Linked DNA regions of Mus musculus: region 2 is linked to region 1. The links are chromatin loops, found by intact Hi-C in ENCODE. Cell type or tissue: left cerebral cortex. All regions are shown on one strand. Each heading gives the region's core, and the rest is flanking DNA. Links, peaks and the distances in the headings are about the cores only. Region 1 overlaps Fhad1 (forkhead-associated (FHA) phosphopeptide binding domain 1). Region 2 holds the start of Ddi2 (DNA-damage inducible protein 2).

Region 1 (11,911 bases), core at 1,506-9,505:
TTAGATACCCACGAACTGGGATTGCATACAGGTGGTTGTGAGTCACACATCATGGGTGCTGGCATCTGAACTCAGGTCTTCTACAAGAGCATTCTTAATTGTTGAGCCATCCTTCTTGCCCCTTTGCAGATATTTTTCTGGCCACCTTCTCTCTAAGACAAACAACAACCTTTCTCTTTCTTTCATTTTTACTCAGTGTTATGAAATCTCGGTTGTTAAAAACAGGAGATATTTGTGTTCAGGACACCACCTGTGGCCACATTTAAATGGTAGAATTTAGATTTATGTAAACAAAGGTCCAGGGCAGGGAACACACCTAAAAATAAACATCTAAAAATGCAATAAAAATGTCATCTTTATGTCAATATCCCAGTCCCTCTTGTCCCTAGTAAGCAGGTTGCTCTAGGTTTGATTGAGCGGCCCTGTCTCTGGCTTCTGAGGCCCGGACTTCAGGCCATGCCCATCAGGCTCTTGCTTGGGTTCTGGGGATCCGAACTCCAGTCCTTGTGTTTGCACAGCAAGCACTCAGCCACTGAGCCATTCTCCCAAGCCCTTCAAACCCCTTCTACTGATTGTTTTTTTCAAAGAAATTAATTCTTTTCCTTTATCAAGCACATTGAATATATTAATCAGGGGGTTGGGTGAAGAGAAATCTACTTTGCCTGCAAATGTAGAGCAAAGAAGGCGCTTAGCTGGCTGGTGTGGATCCTACCTGTATGAGTCCCAGGAACACGGGAGACCTGGGGGGGGGGGGGCTTCCATTTAGGAGGCGACTTGCCATGCCTAGTGAACTTGAATTCTCTGTGGTTGCTTTTTTTTTTTTTTTTTTTTTTTAAGCAAATGCAAGACATGGAGAAAGAAGTGAGGAAGCTCAGAGAGGAACTAAAGAAGAACTATATGGGTCAGAACATCATCTCCAAGACGCTACGAGAAAAGAACAAGGTGCGTGCTTCAAGGAAGCTTGATTGTGTCCATGACCACGGGAGATAAACTCCCCCAGCCCCTGTGCAGCGTCCCGCTCCACCCACAAAGCGCCCCCGTGTGGCCGATGCCGGCATCTGCCGCTCCTCTCGGACGGGAGAAGGTAACCCCCGCCCCCCACGCCCCAGCAAGATGCTCAGACTAAAACGGTTCCCGCTTTATCTAAGAGAGACTCGCCCCTACCTGCAGATCCTAGTGGGTCTTGTGTTGCTTTCCTTTCCTGGAAAATGTGGCATCCATTTCAGAGGGTGGCAGCCACACAGGGCTAATCTAAAAGCTAATATAAAACAGAGTTCAGGGCTGGGAAGATGGCTCCATGGGTGAAGTGCCCTGCTGCACTAGCACGGGAATCTGAGTTTAGAGCCCCAGAACCTATGTGAGCTCCGTCAGTGGTGGCACATAGCTGTAATTCCAGCACTGGGGTGGATGGAGATACAGGGGCCCTCTAATCAGCCAAGCTGGAAGAATGGATGGGCTCTAGGTTCAGTGAGAGTCTGTGTCAAAAAAAAAAAAAAAAAAAAAAAAAAAAAAAAAAGTGGAGAACAATAAAAACTCAAAATCCCACTATGAGCTGTGGGAGGGACACATGAAGTCCCACACTTAGCCATGGAGCTAGTGAGGGCTAGTGAGCTAGCCCTCAGCAGTTGAGGGCTACTGGGGAAAGAGTCAGTTTTCTTCAAGGATACAGTCCCTAAGAGGCTGTCCGTGCCCACTGACGACGGGCCCACAGCCAGGCACATATAGACAGCATTGAATGGACACACACATACACACACACACACACACACACACACACACACATTAAAAATAAAATTAACGGGGCTGGAGAGATGGCTAAGCAGTTAAGAGCACTGACTGCTCTTCCAGAGGTCATGAGTTCAAATCCCAACAACCACATGGTGGCTCACAACCATCTGTAATGGAGTTTGATTCCCTCTTCTGGTACAGCTACAGTGTACTCATATATTAAATAAATAAATAAATAAATAAATAAATCTTTAAAAAGTAAATAGAATTAATGTTTTAAAATGACAGCGGCCAGAAAAATTTAGAGATAAGTTAAATCCTATTTGTAAAATTTGCCCAGGAAAGAATGCATCTAGATAAAAACTATCCCAAGACAATGAAAATGGAAACATCTGGGAATGTGCTGAGCCACTGGCTCAATGTATTTCATTCTGGAGAATATCTCTCAGTAGAAATAAATTGACTTTGATTTATCTCTTCATTAAAAATCACCACAGTCATGGCAATAGAACCAAGTGGCCTCTGGGCTATGCATTTTCCTCTAAATGAGGCTTTAGCTGCACCCCACGAGTTCTAGAATGTTTTTCTTTATTACTCGGAACCAAGTCTTTCCCAGTGTCCATTATTAGTTCTTCTCTGACATGTGGCATTTTTGGAGTTATTTTCTAATATCTAAATATATGAGAATTTCTTGGCTGCCTTTTGGGTATTGGTTTTAGCTTGATTACATTGTGTACAGAGATCTTACTCTGGGTGTTTTAGGTCCCTGGCATCAACTGAGATTTTCTTGGTGGTCTGCTTGGTGGCCCACATGGTACATGCTTGTTTCATATGTGCCTACAAGAAGAACATACATTCTGTAGAGGACACAGCGTTCTACATGTGTCTTCTAGGTCAAGTTTGACCATTGGATGGTTAGTTTTAAGTGTCACTTGCCAGCTCCTAGGGTAGCCAGAGATGAGAGCTTAGTTAGGAATTATCTAGGTCTAATTGGTCTGTGGGGTTATCTTGATCATTAATTAGTATGAGAAGAACCAGCCCACTGTGGGTAGAACCATTCCCTAGGTTAGTCCCCAAACTGTATAAAAAGGGAGAAAGCTGAGGCTAGAGAGATGGCTCAGAGATAAAGAGTGCTAGTTTCTCTTTCAGAGGACCCGAGTTCAATTCCTAGCAACCCTATCAGGTAGCTCACAATCACCTGTGATTCTAACCCCTGGAATACCCAACACCTCTGTCCCCCAAGGAACCTGCATTCATGTGTACACATCCCCTAACACACAACACACACATGCACACACACACGTACGTTTTTTTTAAAACTTTCTAGGGTAGAGAAATCTTAATACCAAGCCTCAGTGTGCAGCGTGCATGCATTTCTCTCTGTTCTGACTGGGATGTGATATGGATAGATGCTCCAGTGCTTGCCTTGGCCTCCCCTCCGTAATCGACTATAACTTGGAAATATAAGGCAGATAAACCCTCCTTACCCCGTGTTGTTGTCAGGGTATGATGTTAATTTTAAAATTATTTTTAGTGTTTATGTGTTTAGCCTACGTGTGTATCTGGGCACCGTGTGTGTACAGTACCCAGGGAGTCCAGAAGAAGGAGTTGGATCCCCTAGAACTGGAGTTAGAGATGATTACAAGCCTTCATGTGGGTTCTGGGAATTGAACCCCAGTCCTCTGCAAGAGCAGCCAGTGCTTTCCAAAGTGCTGGGATTAAAGGCCTGCCACGCCAGGCCCACCTCATTGATAGTTTTCATTAGATATTTCCCCCTGTATCCTTTTGGAATTTTTTTCCCCTCGGTTCCTCATCTGGTAAGAATGGCATAAAAGCTATATTATGTCTTCCCAAAATCTGATGTCAATTTTTTACTCTTTTTCTGTTTGTTTTGGTTTTTTCTTTTTTTTTAAAAAAAGATTTTATTATTTTATGTAAATACACTGTAGCTGTCTTCACACACTCCAGAAGAGGGAGTCAGATCTCATTACGGATGGTTGTGAGCCACCATGTGGTTGCTGGGATTTGAACTCTGGACCTTCGGAAGAGCAGTCAGGTGCTCTTACCCACTGAGCCATCTCACCAGTCCCTTGTTTTTTTTTTCGAGACAGTGTTTCTCTATGTAGTCCTGGCTGTCCTGGAATTCACAGAGTGCTGCTTCTGCCTCCTAAGTGCTGGAATTAACTTGCCACTACTGCCTAGCAAGTGTTTTCTCTTTTGATATTCTTTTCACAGTTACTCTAAACATGCACTTTCATCTTATCAAAACGCGGTGTCCATGGGTGATTTCACCCCACTCCCAGATGACACAGTGGTCACCAACGTCAACCCTTTAGCATCGCTGGCACCACAGAGACTTATGTAATGTAAGCACCAGGACCTACACCTCCCTCCACACTGACGCCCCAGAGGCACCCGCAATGCTGTCATACATTCAGTGTTCACACCCATGGGAGCTGCCTTCCCTACGTCCCTGGGTATCCATCCAGGATCCTTCTTCCTCTGCCTAAAATATATCCCTAAGGATTAAGTGTCTACTGATGGTAAAGTCTCTCGGGGGTACATGTGTGCATGCATGCATCTGTGTGTGTGTGTGTGTGTGTGTGTGTGTGTGTGTGTGTGTGTGTGTGTGAGAGAGAGAGAGAGAGAGAGAGAGAGAGAGAGAGAGAGAGAGACCCTCCTTTCTGCAACATACTTTAACGTGCATGGATTTCTCCATTGACTGATTTCCTTTAGCACTCTGTAGACCTATTGTTTTCCCAACTGTAAGTCTGTTACATAATTACTCTTACTACACAGTGGTTATTATGTAACCAATCTCCCTTGCCATTTGTTGAGATTTCCTTTCCCTTTGACTCGCAGCAACCGTGTAGCAACCTTGCCTGAGGTGGGCTCATTTTTCCTTACTTCCTTTGCATTCCTATGTGCTGCTTGCATCTTCCCCTTTATTTATTTTGTTTCATTTCATTTTTTTCCCATTAAGACTGGAGCCTGGGCTATGTACCGAACACAGAGAGAGGCTACTGCAGGCCTGTGACCACACTAGGTTTGTGGCCAGTTCTGCCTGTGACGGTCAGGGCTGTTTCTGGCATTGTGACAATCATTTCTGTCTGTTTTCTTAGCCCGCTCTATGATCTGAAAGCTGTTATGTCCATTTGACAGATGAAGACATGAGGTTTGAGGGAGCAACTCAGAGCAGAAACCATACACTCACTGAGGGGTAAAAACCAAGCTAGAAGCCTCATTTATGGGGCTCATCATTACGGCACTACCACTAGCCACATGTGACTATTGAAACTGAAATTAAATTCATTTCCAAATTCTCAATCCTCCATATTCATATTTAAAAATAAAATGGTATTTTTAAATTCAACTGAAAATCCACCTCCTCCACTGAGCCAGGATGTAAATTTAAAACCCAGTGTCCCTAAGCACTTGTCACATACATCCACACAGGGCCAGTCAGCAGGCAGCCCAGACTTTGGCCATCTAGGCCTTATGAGAGGAAGCTGATTCAGACCCTGTTGCTCATGTCTGAGTGGGTCTCAGCGGTACCATCAAGAATGTTCTAGAAGGAAATAGATCTGAGGCAAGGAGACCCAAGGTTACCAGTGCCCAGTCTGAGGTCTAATCCAGGGTAGGGACCTCTGAGGGCTGAATCCACTCCTAAGCATCTCTTCTCTGTGGCAATGACAGAAGGACAGGGCAGGCAGGACACTTGAGGGCCAGGGTGGAGCTGTGGCTGTGGCTGTGGCTGAGGCTGACTCTGAGGCTTTGGGCTGGGAACCAGGGCGGAGCAGGCCCAAGGCCAGACATTGAAGTCCCTCCCTCCTTAGAGCTGGGAGGACCTTCAGGGCGAGCAATAAAAACCAAAGCGGACTTCTCAGGCAGCCTGAGTGTGAGGGGCTCTTCGCTGCCCCACAGGGCTCTGGACAAAGTGCTGAAGGGTTTGGGGTGTGTATTTGTGGCACACTCCTCTCCAGACCCCAATAAGAGGCTCGTGAGTCTGCTTCAGCATGAAACACCTTCCTTTAAAGGTGTACCCCAACCTCTAATACAGGTTAGAGCCATGGTCCCCAGGGAAGTGGGACAGGAAGAGAAAGGGACCGATGTGGGAGAGAGAAGGAGGGGTAGCGAGGAGTGGGCGTGTTCTGAATACATTATAAACGTGTATGAACATGCCCATCCTGTCTAACATCTAATTTGGAAAAACTAGTTATGAACGGAGATGCAGTGCATCCAATGGCCAGCAGAGGGTAGAATTGAGCACTTTCCCCGCTTACAGGGAGGGAATGAGTAGCCACGCCCCAGACCCCCCATCCCTTTTGAATGCCTTCTGCAAGTTCCATCTCTTTGAAAGTCTTGCTTGGCTGACCTCCCTGAGTGGTCCCCACTAATGACGTATTCTGGACAGTATTCCTAATAACAATATTTACGAAGCCCCCCGTGGACTTAGGGTATGAGAATAATGGAGAAAGGTTTATCTTGCAGTTTTACTTGTGACAGCTAACACTAACACACACGTAGACGTTATAAAAATCTCACCACTTCTCCAAACACTCTTAACCCCATGGTAACTCGAGGCGGTCCTAGAAACATTGCCCTCCCCCACCCCCCAAAGACCGAGTCACAGACCAACAAAACAAGCCTCTGAAGTCACATGACCTATTAGGGACTGCCCTCGGATTCAGGCCTGGGGTAGGACTAACTCAGCCGGGCCCAGGGAGTAAAGCCTGGTGCTTGGCCCCAGGGGACGAAGCCTCATAAGCCAGCTTCCTCACCAGACTCACTTTTGCCCCCTGCCACGTGGGCTGCTGCTCCTGCACGTCCCTCTGGGACACCCCCGCCCCCAGGCCATTAAACCTCATGGAGGGCTCCCCCACAGACCGCCCGCCTCACGGCCGCATTAACAGCAGCCAGCACATGCTTTGGTCATCCTTTCAGGTCGAAGAGAAGCTTCAGGAAGATTCCAGAAGGAAATTGCTTCAGCTGCAAGAAATGGGGAACAGAGAGAACCTCATTAAAATCAATTTGGAAAGGGCAGTAGGCCAGGTAGGAGCGTTCCATGGCCCTCCTTGCTGGGTCTCCTACACCAGGCAGCCAAGTCTGGTGTCAGGATGGGGCGAGGTGGAGTGGGGCGTGATGCCTGGGTGTTCCACCCATCAACAGCTGGGATGTCCTCACTCCAATAGTGTGCTGTGACTGTGACCCAAGACCCTGGCCAGGCAGCCAACCCTGCCCCGGGGCTGCCTGTTCCCCCCTTCTTCCCCCTGGAGAGTTTCTCCTATTGCTTTCAGTGTAGGCATTTTCCCTGGTCTTTCCTCCCCCAAGAGCCCCCCGCAGAGTCTCAGTGGCCATAAGGAAATGCCTCTTTTTTTTAAGTAAGTGAGCTCTGAGTGTCCAAAGTCCATGCTAGACAGAGATGATCCTGGGAAGGGTAGTGAGAGTCCTCGCCTGGCTGGGCAGGAGGGCGCTTTTTCCATCGCTCTGGCCCAAGATGGCCAATGGGCCTTCCACTGTGCAGGATATAAAATGATGTAAGACTTTACCAAGGGCTTGGGGAGAGCCAATGAAAAGCCAAGCACAGAGGCCTTAAAAGCTCTCCAGGACAGCTACTCTGGATTCTCCCTGGGCATCTCTGCTGACACCCCACCTGATGGTGTTCAAGACACACTCTGTGTTCCGAGATGTTTGGCTTCTGTGTCTGGGGGTGGGGTGGGGAACGTCTACTATAACCACTTAGCAGGGTCTCAGAAGGGCTGTGAGTCACCTCAAAAATGCTAAGGACCATAATTCCATATTATCCCGCACCAAGTTCACACAATTTCTATTTCTTTTCTGATCTGAGCTGTAACCAGGTTGTATAAGCAGGCTTGGTCCCCGCACTCGGGACATGGAGAGGTATACTCACTCCATCAAGTGGTGCTGATCACTGGACAGCTGTTCAACTTATCATCAAATAGCACATTACAGCTGTGATTTCTCTAGTAGATCCTCAGTCCCTTGTCCCCTCACACAGTCCCTAGACTGCTCCTTCATCTCCATTGCTCTCTTATAGTCCCCCCTCCCCAAATATACCTGAACTGAGAGCATGGTCTGTGCTCCTTGTCCAAAGGCCTTCATGTCAGCTCCAAGCTGGGTCACCTAAAGGATCATGGGACAGCTCCGTGCATAGATTCCAGGGGGAGGGAGTCAGCCTTCCTCCTGCCTCCTGGCCTTCTCTTTACCTCAAGGCCAGGCCCAGCTGACGTTCTCAGCCCAGCCCATTGTCCCCAGCTCCCAGCACAGCATCTGAGAACCTGTCACCCTATCCCTCTCACTACAAGCAGTCACCTTGCATATAGGGCTTTCCCACCTAACCAACTTCTTGGCTAGTTTGACCCCTCCTTTGGCCATGAAACCGGGAGACAGTTTGGAGCTCCTGGCTTGAAAGTCTCCTGTACTGTCATCATCTCTGTTTTCCCAGGGTTCTGAGTCCTATGGACCGTTCTGTGATTTTGAATATCATCTGGTGGGTCCCCCGGATCCCCTTGAGGATATATGTTAGTCTTCAATGCCCACCCTGTCCAGTGGATCACAGGCATGCACCTTGGGGTACCGTGGGAGTAAATTTCCAACCAGGCTTCTTAGCCTCTGCTTCCTGAGGGAGTCTAGTGTGCCTTAGACTTGGGATTCTCTAAGCTTTACACACAGGGCCATCCCCTCCACCAAACACTAAAAATTCCAACCCATGGGAGGTACCTGACTGATAGGTTTCCATATCCCAGTACCCAGCAAACCCCGCCGGAATGCCCATTCCATGCCTGCACCATGCTGGCTCCAGAGACATAAAAATGACTCACAATGAACAGAAGCTTTTGGACAGCTGATGCCCAAGGCACCTGGGAACACACGTGCGCTTTCTCCTCTCCCTATCACCAATGCTGATCACGTTTATTGGAGCTGAAAGCCTAGCAATTATGAAAAGGCACTTCTGGACCTAGCGTTCCCATTGGCTGACTGCAATAGCCTCTTTGGAGGGCCTTCGACAGGTGTGCAGGGACTGTGTGCCTGGATCGGGTTGGGCATTGAATACTTGAAGCCTGCTGCTCTATTCTGTCTATGGCTCTTCACCCCAGTACGTCATAACCATGAATGACCATTCAGGCATGTGGCCTGAACTCTGAGGTGAAGATAACATTTCACCTTGCCTCTGTCTTGGCAACCCCCACTGACCAGTCACCTCCCCCCTTCCCCTCTTTGTGCCATAGCTAGAGAACTTCAGAAACCAGGTCATCAAAGCCACTTTCGGAAAAACAAAGCCATTCCGCGACAAGCCCATCACGGACCAGCAGGTTAGTGTGGCTGGCTCTCTGGCCACGTGACTCCTTCGCTTCTGTCTCCGGGGATCTGGATGCCAGACCCTGAGAGCATATGCTTGTTTTTGTTAGTGGCACATATTTCTCACACTGTTGCTACACCATAAAGATTTGTTTTGATTTTAGGGGATTTCCTGGCTTTTGAAGTGAAAGCTGGTTTAAAAATCCCTTGCAGTGTTCCTTGTAGAAATCCAGTCCGGCCAGGCAGGCTCGTGGCTGGGCACCAGACACACACTGGTGCTCTGGGAGCAGAGGGGTGACCTGGCTTCGATCCACATACCTTGATTGATCCCTTCCAAAGGAGAAGCTAACCCACAGCAGTGTAGATAGGCTTCGTGGTGTTTGCCTTGTTATCTTTCCAGCCCTTTGTGGCCAAGAACAGGTAAAAAGTTTACAAGTGGGTGGGGGAATTGGAGAAATAGCTCAGTCAGTGAAGTGTTTGCCTTGCAGGCATGAGGACCTGAGTTCAATCCCCAGAACACAAAACACAAAGGTCTATGTGCCATTACATGCTTGTAACCCCAGTGCTAGGGAGAGGCAGGCAAGCAGAGACCCCTGGGACTCAGGGTTCTCCAACCAGGCAGCCTTAGCCTACTTGGCAAGTTCTAGGCCAGTGAGATGCCTTGTTACAGTAAAACCAGGTGGATGGCACATGAGGAATGGTAGCCACAGTGTCCCTCTGGCTTGCACACACACACACAGATATACACATGCATACTTCCACACATGTGCACCATGCCCAGACACAGTACATACACACACACACATACACACGCAGTATTCACACACAGAAAAAAAACACAGGCAGGCAGGTACAGGAAACCATGGCCCGTGAGCGCACACTTAGAGTCAAGTCATTGCTATAAGCATGGAAGGATCTGGAACAAATTCAGAGTGACAGTATAGACCCCAGCTCCCGAGCGATGCGTCCTGGTGACAGAGCACATGTTCCCTCAGAGGCAGCACCTCAGGGCCTGCATCCCTCCCCACCGAGCCAGGACCTGTGCTCCCACTTTGCAGTCCCTGCCTCGCAGAGCAGGCTGCCTTGAGACATCTTACTGTCTGTCCTCTGGCCAGCTGATAGAGAAGATCATCCAGGTCACCGAGGACAACCTCAGCTTCCAGCAGAGGAAGTGGACCCTGCAAAGGGAGACCCATCTGCACCCCAAGCAAGAGGAGACCATGCACAGCGTGGAGAAGCTGAGGGTGCTGCTGGACAAGTGCCAGGTAGCCTCTGGGAGAGATTTCCAGGCCGCTGGCTTGCCGCTGACCCCCCCTCCCCCCCCAGTCTGTGCAACCGGGCAAGAAATTTCCCTCTCCCTGGGATAGGTTGAGGAGAAAGATTCTCCTTTTTAAGACCCCACCTTTGACTCAAAATTGCCTCTGGGGAAAGAACTCATACAGACTTATTTTCTCTCTTAAACTCAAGATATAGCTCGGACAGTAACGTGCTTCCTACACAAGCAGGAGGTCCTGAGTTTGAATCCTTAGCACCCACATAAAAAGATGGGTCCAGCACACACCTGTTGCCCTAGTGTTTGGGAAAGCAGATGCAGAAAGATCCCAGGGAGGGGTGGGGGCGGGTGGTGGTGGTGGGGACTTGTGAGGCACTCAATCTAGCCAAATAAGCTAGCTCTGGCATCGGTGAGAGACACTGTCAAAAAATAAGCAAGGGCAAGGGAGGGGGTAGCTCAGGCGCATGCATGAAGTCCTGGGTTTGATCCACGTGGCCACATAGAGCTGGACGTTCCCCTGCAAGCCAGTCCGTGGGAGGTGGAGGCTCTGGGATCAGGGTCATGCTTAGCTAGGTTGAAGCCAGCCTGGGTTTCCTGAGACCTTATCTCAAACATGCCAAAAAGTTTCTCAAAGTAAATCGGAGAGTGATTGGGGAGGACCCCACATTGACCTCTGACCTGCATGCGCCCCTCCCCGCAAAGTCAGTCACATACCAGATAAGGTTGGATTTTGTAGTGGTGGGCTCTTTGCATCTGTACTGTTGCCCTTGTACACACTGGGCAAGTTCTGTCCTACAAAACTTCATTCCCACCCTCAGACATTCTTTTCTTATCATTCTTCTGCCTGCATATACATTGTGCTAGGTATTGTAAGTTGCCTAGAGGCCACTTGAAGTATACAGAAGGATGTGTGTAGGCTGTGTACAAATGCCACATCTCTTACTAAGGGAATTGGACTTCCTCAGAATTTGGCTTCAGTGCCTTGAAACTAATTAGTTCCCCACAGATAGAAAGAGATGGCTGTACTCTGTACTCTGGGAAGTCCCCAGCTCTGCATTTTAAAAAGTAAGAAAGAGAAACCCAGCTGGGGAGACAGCTCAGTCGCTGCAGCAGTTTCTGTGCAAGCGAGCGGACCTGAATTTGATCCCACCTTTAAAACGTTGAGCATGATAGCGCATGCTCATGATCCCAGCACTGGTGGAGGCAGACAGATCCATGGGGCTCACTGGCTAGCCCACTACCTAGTCAGAGCTTCTATCTCAAAAAACAAGGGAGGGGGGAGTGGTCCTGAGATCCCAGCCTCCACACCTGAACATACACACACGTGCATGTACAGCCCACCCCACACACACATACACACACACACACACACATGCACACACACAGAGAGAGACAGACAGACAGACAGACAGACACAGACACAGAAACAGACAGACAGAGGGAGAGACAGAGAGAAAGGTGTGAAGGGGGAAGGCAGAAAGAGGGAGGAAATGTTTTTGCTCAAAATTTCCATTTTTGCCCAGCCACGGAAGCTATTTTCAGCTATTGCCTTTCCCAGTAGAGGAGGGAGGATGAAGGTCCAGGGTGCCC
Region 2 (11,911 bases), core at 2,530-10,529, 240 kb after region 1:
CAGAGGAGTTGTCCAGAGAGCTCAGCCATTAAGATATAATTTCCAGTCACTCAAAGCTCCACCTCAGCTGATTCTTGAAAATCCTCCCGCATTTGCCTAACTTGGCTCTGGTTATCTTAGATCTTCTCTGCTTTAGAAAGCATCGTGGCTTACCTAATAACATCCTCATCTCCCTATCCCTGCCAGTGTCCATTAAAACTTGTTGAAAATGCTGAACACCTGCATTCCTAGTCTCTCTTACAGCTCCTTGACACAGGTCTGCCCAATAAGTATGAGCCAAAACCCTGATGACAGATTTCTAGGCAAGCTCCAGCCTTGACAAGAAAATAACTCCTGGTGTGGAGACTCCAGCCACACAGCGATCTCTGGGGAAAGGTCAAAGGACTGTTTCTATCCTTAGAGGCAGGTGAAAGTGCTGGCCTTTATACCACTGACTCGCTGAACTGGAAAGGCTGCCCATCTGGGCCCTTAGCCCGTGAGAAAACAAACCTTTATTTGTCAATGCCCTAGATAACATCTCTCAAACTAAGCTCAGAAAGCTAAGACTTCCTTTGGAGTAGTAGGAACAGCAATTCAGTTGTAAGGAGTTCATGGAATGCAGAGTCAAGGTTGCAAAGAGAGAAGGCAGGGAAAATTTGGTCTGAAATGGGTGAGCGAAAAAACTCCATTGAAATTGGGAAAGAATTGGAGTCGTATGAAAGGCTCTATGTGACTGCTGCTTTCAAACCAGCGTGGTGGCGTATACCTTTAATCCTAGCACTTGGGAGGTAGAAGCAGGTGGGTCTCCCTGAGTTCAAGACCCAGCCTGCTCTACACAATAAATTGCAGGGCTACACAGTGAGACACTCTCTCAAAAAAGGGTTGGGCTGCTAGAGAGATGGCTCAGCAGATAAGAGCACTGGCTGCCCTTCTAGAGGTTAGATCCAATTTAGTTCCCAGCACCCATATGTCAGCTCACAACGGCCATCGACTCCAGACCCAGGGAACCTGACATCCTTTTCCTCCTCACCAGCACTATCCATACTTGTGCTCAGACAAACATGCAGCCAATACACACATACATATAACAGGGTTTCTCTCTGTAGACCAGACTTCCCTGGAACTCATAGAGATCCACCTGCCTCTGCCTCCTCTCAAGTGCTGGGGTTAAAGATGTGCACCGCCACTGCCTGGTTTACAGTTTTAAATTTCTAAAGGAACAATTCATGCCACAATAAACATCTTGGTGCCCACTAACTGTGGAGACGCAATCACAGTGGGGTGATTGGAGTTCACATCCTGTGGGGCATCTGGCATCCTCACAAACCTTACTTAAGTTTCCTAACTCCATTTTGAAAGGCTCTCTAGCTGACATTTTCATTGCAATTTTCTTTTCGTTTGGCACAGCAGCTGGGCTTTCTGTCACGGATGCTTGATTTCAGCCCTGTCCTGTGGTCCCAGCGTCTCCACTTCTGTTTTTGTAAAAGTCTTGCGCCTATGTATTCTGTCTTTTCTGCAAAGTGAAGTTCTTGCAGCATCCACAGCCACCCTGCTTCCCATTTCCTTCCTGTTCTGCTGGAGGAGGCTCCTCGCTCCACGGAGCCAGGAGTGGAAATCCTTGTGCTTGTAGTGATCCTGCAGTCTCTGCTCCTGGATGATGGTGAAATGAACCAATTCAAGACAGATTAGCTCGTCGTAAATGCGGGTTTGTTGGGTTGGGAAGCTTCTGTCAGGAGGACGAATTCACTGGTCCCAAGGAAGGAGAGGAAGGAAGCCATATTAGTCGCCATGGGAAGGGAAAGGAGAAGAGGGAAAAGAAAGAAAGAAAGAAAGAAAGAAAGAAAGAAAGAAAGAAAGAAAGAAAGAGAGAAAGAGAGAAAGAAAGAAAGAGAATGGGGGTGGGGGGGAGAGAGAGACCAATGATATCATATATGATATGATATCTGTATTAAATGCAGAAGAGTCTCTGGGGGAAGGGCAGCTGAGTCCCTGCCAGGTAGGGACAGAGGGATGTCAGGAGAACCTTGAGCCTTTGATTTGTACAATGCATACCTCAGCCCCTAATCCAGGACTGGAAACCAAACACTCCTGAGTGCTGGGATTACAAATGTGGACCACCCTAGTGGGCCCGGGAGATGTTTTCGGATTTTTACCATTCTTGGTATCTACATCTTCTTATGAATTGAGTGGCCACTAAAATAACGACTGTTTCCCAAGTACTGTCTTTTTGTCCTGCTGAGGTTGAGCTTGGTCCTGGTAGGCAAGATGTCAACAAGGTATTTTATCTATACCATTAAAGTAAATTGTTCAGACTGGAACACTTATGATCCAGGCAGGCTTGGAATTTGCCAGCCTTCTGTTCACCCTCCTGAGTAGCTGGGATTACAGGTTTGCGCTACCAGTCCCAGTATACGGAGTAAATTCTAAACCGTACCCAGTAAACGTCCAGTGCTGGATGCAGTCTGAGAGTGAGTTAACTAAGAACTGTGCTGTGTGTGTGTGGCTGCCAGCGCAGCCATGCCAGCCCGCAGGCTGGGATGGGCCTCGAGCACAGCAAAGGATCTGGATTTTCGTCCTACATTCATTACCAAGTCGAAACCGAGTTAATATTACTGAAATGACAACTTCCATTACGAAAACTCTGTTTTAGAAAGATGTGCTTAATTTGTCTTTCAACCATTTTTATGCACACGCCATTCGCACAGTAGGTCCCCGTTGGATGACTAACTGGGACTGGGATCCTGGAATACTCCGGAGCTCAAGCATTAAATCGTGGGGTTCCCCCACCCCGCATCCCCATTCCTCCCTCCAGTCTCCCCAGCCCCGCCCTGCCCCACAGCCTAGCGTCGCGAAGGCTGCCGGCAGCCTGGCGCGCTTTACGGCCGTGGCGTTGCGACGGGGCGGGGCGCCGGGCGGGCGGCCCGCGAGCTTGACGGCAGCGGTGGGAGGCAGGCCGGCAGGCAGGCAGACGGCGTCGCAGGCGGGTGGCGGCGGCCGCGCTGGCTGCCGAGGGCGGGAGCGAGTGAGTCATTGCGCGCGTGTGAGGGAGGAAAGGAGCGAGCGAGCGAGCGAGCGAGCAGCCCGCGCCCGTCGCCCTCCCGCCGCTGCCGCCAGGTCTCCCCAGCCGCCGACTGCCTTCCGCCCAGCGCCCAGGCCGGGCCGAGTCGAGCCGGGTCGGGCCCGGGCCATGCTGCTCACCGTGTACTGTGTGCGGAGGGACCTCTCCGAGGTGACCTTTTCCCTCCAGGTCGACGCCGACTTCGAGCTGCACAACTTCCGCGCGCTGTGCGAGCTCGAGTCCGGCATCCCCGCCGCCGAGAGCCAGGTACGCCGGGGTGCGGCAGCGAGCGGGGGCCTCCGGCCGCTGTGGCCGGGGGCGGGGGGAGCTGGGGGCCGGCGGGGGCCGAGTCCTGCAGCCGCCCGTGGATGCACCCACTGCAGCTAGAGGGGCACGTGCGCGGGCGGGCAGCCCTCCCCACCTTCTGGCCTTCGGGAGCCTGGGTCCTCATCCGGGATCTCCTGACTTTCCGACCAGAAATACCAGTTTGGATCACTGGGAGAACGACGCCTGCCTGGGGTTCGCTTATTTGGACCGCTCCAATATGCGCAGTTTACTACCTGGGAGAATGCAGATTTGCGGTTGAAAGTGAGGGGAAAAAGTTTGAGACTCACTCTGCCATTGACGTCTCTGGAAATGCATACATTTTTGGTTAATTTATTATATATGTATACACACACACACATATATATATGTCATATATTAATTAAAGTAATGGTTAGGTTAACTCAGTCTGTCTGCTTCTCTCAGGCCAAAGCCCTCCTCCTTTCTGGGCCCAGTTTAGTTGGGTCAGTTCAAAGCTCAGTGCTTTCGAAGGATATTAGCTTGAAAATGGCCTACTGTCTGAAGACCCCCGAGGGATTCGGCGGCCAGGAGTTCAGCCTTCTCATGTTTTAACAAGAAAATATATTCTCAAAATGCTTTGGTGTCCTTAGTAGACTTCATCAAACAATAGGTGGACTATTTTGTAACCTTTGCACTAAATCCCTTAAGATTCTAACCAAAGTGGCCCCCGCTGGGTGTAGTCTAAACACCAGAAAATTATAGACAGCTCCCAAGGCCCCAGAATGTAAATCTTGATTTCCTTCTGCAATTATGAAATAGTTCCAAAAACTGTTGCCCAACGACTGCCTGTTCTGTCCTGACTTACGGTAAACTCTGCGTGTCAATATTGTGTTCAGAAGTACCATTCCTTCACACAATGTGAACTTTAGAACCTTGGCATGCAGCTCTTTCTGGAAGGATCTATTTTAGGGAAGGAGGTGTCACTCACATACGCGGTCTGGCAAAAGTTGGGAATAAACAGTTCCCCCAATTTCCACAGAAAAATTAACCCACAAAAACCTAGGACCCCATTCCTGTTGGTCAGCCTCCTCATACAGGTAGCAGGGGCAAGCTAGGACCAGGGAGTTTGGGGGGCTGGGGGAGATTTGACTTTTTAGAGGATTGATTAATTGCTGGTTGTTGTTTGTTTTGTTTTTAAGGCAGGTCTCACTATATAAAACACTGGCTCCCATCTACACTCAGAGATCCCTGTTGACTTTGCCTCCCAAATGTTTGGAGTTAAGGCCTGAGCCATCACAACCAGCTGCTTTTGGTTTTTGTTTGTTTGCTTTGGTTTTTTTTGTTGTTGTTGTTGGGTTTTTTGTTGTTGTTGTTGTTTTTGAGACAAGGTCTCAACTGTGGGGTCAAGGCTAGTCTCAGACAGCAGCCCTCCTGCTTCAGGCTCCTGTACAGCTGGGATTACAAGAATACACTATCATGCCCAAGTTCAGTTTTCAGTTTTGAAGTTTTTTTTAAAAATTTTTTTCAATTTTTGTGTGTGTGTGTGTGTGTGTGTGTGTGTAGGGTGTTTTGATGACCCAAGTTATAATTGCCAGCTGATGGGGAGTAATTTTAAGTTGAATTTGTTGGTAGGACTTGAGGTCTACAGAGGGTGAAGCTGTTTCTCTGCTGTTTCTCTTCCTCCATCCTGTGTGCACGTCATCCTAGCTAGCACTACCGCTGTCTTACACGCTCCCTGCCCAGCCCATTGCACTCCGATGTCTGCAGAAAATGTTAAGTAAACTAAAGGGGATAGCAGGCTGAATCATAATTGTATGGTTAAGGAGGGTTCAGTCTTTAGTCTGGAGTTTGAAGGGTACCATTTGAACAATTAGGCTAGCTCTAAGTTCTTCTCTAAGTAAATTCGGTGTTGACTTTCTTCCCAACCCAAATTGGCATGCAGAAACCCGGATTCCCAACAGTGGTAAGCCTGTATTAAATAGCTGTAAACAGCACCCTGTTTTTCAGGTTAGTGCTGTTGGCTCTATGTAACCTGACAACTCAGTGTCTATTTTAAGAGCTGATTTTTAAGTGGGGGGTCACTTGTCTAGTTCACTGGCTAGCCCCCCTCAGGCAGGAACAGGATCCACCCCAGACACTTGAGTCACTTCCTTTCATTGGATCATGAAAGTAAACATGATAGTCTTTTGTTTTTTAAGTCCTAGTCTGTTTGTCTTGAGCTCCCTAACCAGTTTTTCTGTTTTGTCCCTTCCTCTCAGCTTTCATTCAGTCTGTTTACTTGAGTTTCTTCCATTCCGGTCTCTTGGCTTGGCTTCAGAGTCCCACTTTAATCACATGTGCAGGTGGAGATGGTTTCTGTTCTAATTTATTATTCTCATGTTATATCTACTATAGCCCCGTAAGTGAAGTGTTTTCCACCCTGCTCACAGCACCTTATACATAAATGCCTGTTTTATGTATTAGGCATGTGTGCGCACAGTCAGCTGTATGGTTCATAGCACGGTACACAACGTAGTATGGTACACAGCTAACAGGTATTACATATGTGCATATACATCAGTTACATTATATACATTAAGTAGTGATGTACATTATAAATAGATACAAAATAGAACTCAAGAAAAGGTCAGCTAAGCCGAGTGGTGGTGCACATCTTTAATCCCAGAACTCAGGAGGCAGAGGCCAGTAGATCTCTGAGTTCAAGGTGAGCCTGGTCTACAGGTCAAGTGCCTAGACAGCCAGGGATACACAGAGAAACCTGGGGGGCTTGGGAGGAGGATGAACTAGAATGAATGAAAATGGGGTTCGAGAGACAGATAACCATTAAGAGCACTTGCTGCTTTTATAGAGGCGTCTTACAGAGGTTTGATTCCCAGCACCCATACAGTGGCTCACAACCATCAGTAACTCTAGTTCCACAGGATTCAATGCCCTCTTGTGGCCTCTGTGGGCACCAGCTGTATAGACATGCAGGTAAAGTACACAGAAATAAGTGGACATTTTTCAAAAATTAAAAAATCAATGGAAATAAAAATGGCTGCGCTGTTTCCCTCCTGTATGTACCCTTGAGGGACTGTCCAGCGTGTGTCCCTCACAGGGGATGCTGGTTTGGAGCTCTATCTCTCAGCAGCAGCATATGTGCGCAAGTCACTTGGAGAAGGTGTGAGGTTTTTAACAGCTCTAGTCTGATTATAGTAGTTGTAATCTAATGACAATAAGTTTAGAATAGAAACCATCTTCACTTGTACTGCGATTAAAACAGAACCTGTTCTGTCTCAGAGCAAGTGTGGGCTTGGCAGCCAGGCAGGCTCATGGTGATGCTTTGATGCAGGCTCGGCTGGGCTGACCTCAAACAGTTATTAGGACTTAGTTTCGCATTAAATTAATGTCTTGATAGTTTTGAAACATAGTTTACTTCTGTAGGTGGTGTGGGAAAAAAGCCTGTACAGAGTAGAAGACCCTCAATGAAAGGCATGCTGAAGTAGCAGCTAACAGCAGTTAGCTGTGACCCTGGAAATGCTACTTTTGCACACAGCCTGAGTGTGGGTTACAAAAATGCTATTTTAAACCATGGAAAGTGGAAGTTTCTGTGGTGGCTAGTTTTGATGTGTTTATTTCCTTATGTATTTTTCTTTCCTGTTTTTTGTTTTTTTGGTTTCTTTCTTTCTTTCTTTCTTTCTTTCTTTCTTTCTTTCTTTCTTTCTTTCTGGTAAATGCTGAATAGCTATGCTAGAAAGGTTGTAACACAGAGAAGGATAAAGACTGCCACAGCTCACTTATTCCTCATAACCCAGGGATAACTTGCACATTGAGTGTTAGTTTGGTTTTGATTGTTTTTGTTTGATATTTGAGACTGAGAGTTCAAGGCCAGCCTGGACTCCATTTCAGGTCTCAGGACAGCTGAGCCTGCGCGGTAAGAACCTGTCTCAGGTTTTTGTTGGGGTGCTGAGCATGGTGACTCGCATTGTTAATCCCAGCACTTGAGAGGCAGGCTGAGGTGGAGCTGGAAGATCTAGGCTAGCCTGGTCTGTATAGGAAACCTTGTTTCAGAAAAATAAGATGTACTGGGTTAGGGGTAGCTCTGGTAGAGAGAGTGCTTGCCTGCTATGCATTAGATCCCCAGCACTTGTCAAAAGAGAAAACAGTTTAGCTCCCCAATCCCCAGTAAATGGAAGCTCTTTCAGATACCAAAAAATTCTGCTTTGGTTTGGTTTGCTTTGCTTTTCCAGACAGGGTTTCTCTGTGTAGCCCTGGCTGTCCTGGAACTCTGCAGACCAGGCTGGCCTCGAACTCCCAGAGATCTGCCTCCCGATTGCTGGGGTTAAGAGTGTGAGCCAAGCCGGGCGTGGTGGCGCACACCTTTAGTCCCAGCACTCCGGAGGTAGGGGCAGGCGGATTTCTGAGTTCGAGGCCAGCCTGGTCTACAGAGTGAGTTCCAGGACAGCCAGGGCTACACAGAGAAACCCTGTCTCAAAAAAACACAAACAAAAATAAAAAAAGTGTGTGAGCCACCACACTCTGCGATACTAGAAGACATTTGATGTCATGCTTAAGGGTGGAGTTGTATTAATGATATTAATTAGTCTGTCGCTAGATGTTGACTGAGGTTGAAATTGTGTCTCCAGCTTGTTCCTCTGGTACCACTTCTGCAGATTTACACCTGCATAATCGATTTATCTAGTAAGCTGTTCTGAATAGCAGGGCTCAGGTCTTCCATACTCGCTTTTGAGGGGGTAACAGAAGTTGTAAGAGTTGTGCCAGAGCCATCACCAGCTTGCCTTTTGTTTGGCTGATAGAGACATGAAGTCATTGATCTAAGTTGGAAGATGGCAGGGTTTGTTTTAGATAGCCCAAGCTAGCCTTGAGCCACTAATCCTCCTGCCTCTGCTCCCCAAGTACTGGGATTGCAGGCTGACCTAAAGGTGATTTCCTTACGGACTTAAGATGAAAAAAAAAGAAAAGTTACTGCCTTTCTTGAACTATTTTGAGCTAGGGTCTCAGTAGCCCAGCCTGGCCTTATCGCCACCCTAAGTATTGGGATTACAGTATTATGTTTCCATGTCCTGGTTACTTGCTGATTTTGGTTCTTGTGAGTATTTTTTTCTACCCAGTGTGATGGCTAATTTTGTTGTCAACACAACTGAATTAGCCTTCCCGGGGGATCAGTGAAACACACCTCCACACGTGCCTATTACAGCATTTTCAGAGACAATTGCATCATGAGGCTCTGACCTAACCCATGGATTAACCAATCCTTTGATGAACTCATAGTAAAATGGAATTACTGGGAGGTGGTGAAGATGGGACCTGGTTAGAAGAAGAGGATCATTGAAAGTATGTCCTTGGGATATGTCTTCCTGTGTCCTCTTCTTTGTTTTCTGCCGTGCCATGATGTGAATAGTCCTTTGATTTACCCTTCTGACCAACATCCAAATCCTTTGAAATCAGGGCTAAACAGATATCAATGCCTAACTAACTAATCCACCCATTTTGAGATTGGGTGAGGTATTCCATAGCTTGTTACCATGCCAGATGTCAGTGACTATCTGGAACTTAGCACTTCCTTGTCAATCATGATTGTCCCCATCCTCCCCTCCCCTCCCCTCCCCTCCTTTCCCCTCCCCTCCCCTCCCCTTCTCAAATTTTTTTTTCAAGACAAGGTTTTCTATATAGGCCCAGACTGTCCTGGAATGCTGTGTAAACCAGGTTGGCCTCAAACTCAGAGACATCCAGAGATCTGCCTGCCTCTGCCTCCTGAATGCTGGGATTAAAGGTGAATGCTATTACTCTTGACTTTTGTTGCCATGCTTTTAAAAAGAAGAAACTGGGGCTGGGAAGATAGCTCAGCAGTTGTAAGCACACTGGCTGCTCTTGCTGAAGGCTGGGTTCAGTTCCCAGCATCCAAATGGTGGCTCACAAACATTTGTAATTCCAGTTTTAGAGAATCTAACACTAATGAATGGTCTCCACAGGCACCAGGCATGCAAGTGATATACATAATACATATGCAGGTAAAGTATGGATATACTTGCAGGTAATATACATATATACTTCCCAGGTGGTATATACATGCATGCAGATGAGATACACATATATGTAGGTGAGATACACATATAAATGCAGGTGATGCGCACATGTAAATGCAGGTAAAAGGTCCATATACATAGAAAAGAATCTAAAAATAAGGAAAAAAAGGAAAAAAAAATGGGCCAACCATGAAGACGCTAGGCATTGCAATATTTCTTTCCCTTCTCTCCTGCCTTGTCATGTCCTTTGCAGTGTTGCTCCATTGAGCTACATTCCCCAGCCCCAGTATTAATTGATGTGTGTGTGTGTGTGTGTGTGTCCCATACTCCTCTACTCAGAATTGAACCAGGGCCTCAGGCAGGCACTGCCAGTGGAGGTGTAGAGTTTTAAGGTAGAGGATGACTTAGAGGCCAATCTCTGAGGCTGCTTTGGGTGCTGTAAAAGAATATCATTTTAATGTTGAGCATATAGAACTCCAGTTTCAGTTCTCTTAATGGCTGTGTGACCTCTGTGTCTTCTGGTTCATAAAATTGGACAAATGATCTCTGTTAAAATGATTGACATCCAGTGAGACAGTGTGAGAGTTAAGTGGGAGGATGGGGACTTGGCATGTTAGCCCAGTAGAGCCTCACTCAGTGGTAGCAGGGTGCTCTTTTTTGTTTTGATGTTTATATTGTGTCCCACTGGGAGAGGATCCATGGGCTCTTCCATGCCAGGCAGATGCTTTCCCACTGAACCACAGCCTCAGACCCTAAAGCGTTCTTACCTTCCTGAGTTTGGTTCTTTATAAATGAGTACATTTCTAGTAAGAATGTCTAGTGTGTCTGTCTGCCTTGGGAGACTAGTCATGTGTCTTTAAATAAACTGACAGCTGAGCCTGAGAAGCTAGAGTAGGCCATGGGCTATTGGTGACCTCCTCACAGTGGCTTAGTGGTGTTGATGCCACCCAGGTACACAGCCTCTGCTCTGACTTATGGTTGATTTCTTCATACCCCAACAAGTTATGTGTAGCACAACTTTCTTTTTGAATTACCAAAGAGAAAAGGAATCCCTTGTTTTCTACCTTAAAGTATAAGATCTGCACTATATGTAAGTGTTAGAACAAGAGTTTTTTTTTTTTGTTTTTTTGTTTTTTTTTTTGGTTTTTCAAGACAGGGTTTCTATTTGTAGCCCTGGCTGTCCTGGAGCTCACTTTGTAGACCAGGCTGGCCTCGAACTCAGAAATCCACCTGCCTCTGCCTCCCGAGTGCTGGGATTAAAGGCGTTCGCCACCACGCCCGGCTAGAACAAGAGTTTTGATTTTTAGAGTTTCTCTGTGTAATACCCCTGGCTGTCCTGGACTTGAATGAAGACCAGGTTTGCTTCAAATTCACAGGGATCCACCTGGTTGCAGTCATTTTTAGTCTTGTATAAAACTTGTAAAGTTGGACAGATGAGTTCTATTCTCTTGTCTCTGGAAGGATTCAGCTTTGAAGGGTCACTTTTTGCCCCTATCACCACAGACTTGGGAGCAGAATGACAGTGAATGGTCAGAGTGGCCTGTGCAAATGCTATCTGTTCTCTCTGTGCCCGGGAACGAAGCTAAGAGAGCATGTGGGTGGATGAGGGAGGCCTGGTGGCAGAGCTCAGTGGTAGACAAGTTGCCTATCCAGGTACAAGGCCCTGGGCTTAGTGTGGAAAAAGAACTAGAAGGGACATCTGTTGTGATCAGTCCTGGTGGCCTGCTGGACACAAGAAATTTGACTCTTGGCCCACCTAATGACAGGGCCCCTCCTGGCTGAGTTAATAGCCAGCTCAAGTTGCACAGTCAGCTTATGGCCCAGTGCAGAGTACGCTCAGGGAGCAAGCTGTGGCTCAGGACCCAGTCTGTTCTGTGGACTACATGATGACATAGGGACCACCTTACATCCTTATGTGGCTAAGTCAGTGTGCTGCTCTGTGTTCTGTTCCTCCTTCTCCTCATACTGCTCTCGGATGTTGTGTTGGACATAGAAAGTATTTCTGTTAATAGTACTTAGCTCACATGCTTTGTTTTCTTTCCTATTTATATTTCACAAGCAGGAGAGCAGTAAGCCTTTGGGGATGAAGAGAAAGGCTGTGAGCACACATACCCCGTGCCAGTAAGCTGCCACGGTTGGGGGATGGTTGTTTTACAGTTGAAAACCATGATTATCTTTTTATCTTGAAAGTTTTTATCTTGAATTTGTCAGATGATTTGTTTGTTTGTTTAGAACTTGATCCTTGAGTACAGCTGTGGCCAGCCTGGTACTGGAGATGGTTTTTCTGCCTTGGCCTCCCAGTATTGCATGTTCCTTCATGGCTAGTTCTCCTTGTAGTAAACATACCCAGAACCTGTCATTCCTCTTTCCTTGGTTGCTCAGAGTGAAAGCTAAGTAAGACTCCCTACTCTATGATCCCACCCATCCTTTACCTGAGCAGACCTCTGGGCATTCCTTATATAACAGGCCTGGTCCTAAGCCTCTGTGGTGGACAGTTGAACCAAATGTTGCTTCCGTACAGCCTACGTTTCATTTGAGCAGACAAAGGAGCAGATCAGTATGT

The links. Hi-C counts contacts between places; a loop is a spot of excess contacts. Peaks named below come from ENCODE experiments on the same cell type or tissue, not always from the same donor. Only the 100,000 strongest peaks of a DNase experiment are listed, where the experiment ranks them.
Region 2: it touches region 1 in a loop (2.7-fold over the local background); 2 of 42 quality-filtered maps call a loop at or near these places.

What each region holds. Positions count from the first base shown.
Region 1 is chr4:141,952,444-141,964,354 of GRCm38, reverse strand. Fhad1 (forkhead-associated (FHA) phosphopeptide binding domain 1) reads left to right here. Exons shown (of 32, transcript NM_177868.4): 9 at 838-942; 10 at 6,673-6,780; 11 at 8,979-9,062; 12 at 10,164-10,313. Among named protein-coding and RNA genes, the nearest start is that of Fhad1os1, 25 kb to the left of the region's middle. In left cerebral cortex, for the core only: a CTCF peak has its summit at 5,974 (motif pointing right); DNase peaks (open chromatin) are centred at 5,104, 5,983, 8,645, 9,097 and 2 more places; H3K27ac peaks cover 1,913 bases.
Region 2 is chr4:141,714,450-141,726,360 of GRCm38, reverse strand. Ddi2 (DNA-damage inducible protein 2) reads left to right here and starts at 2,942. Exons shown (of 10, transcript NM_001017966.2): 1 at 2,942-3,304. The coding sequence starts at 3,167. In left cerebral cortex, for the core only: a CTCF peak has its summit at 6,253 (motif pointing left); DNase peaks (open chromatin) are centred at 2,919, 3,468, 3,858 and 6,631; H3K4me3 peaks cover 2,543 bases; H3K27ac peaks cover 1,674 bases.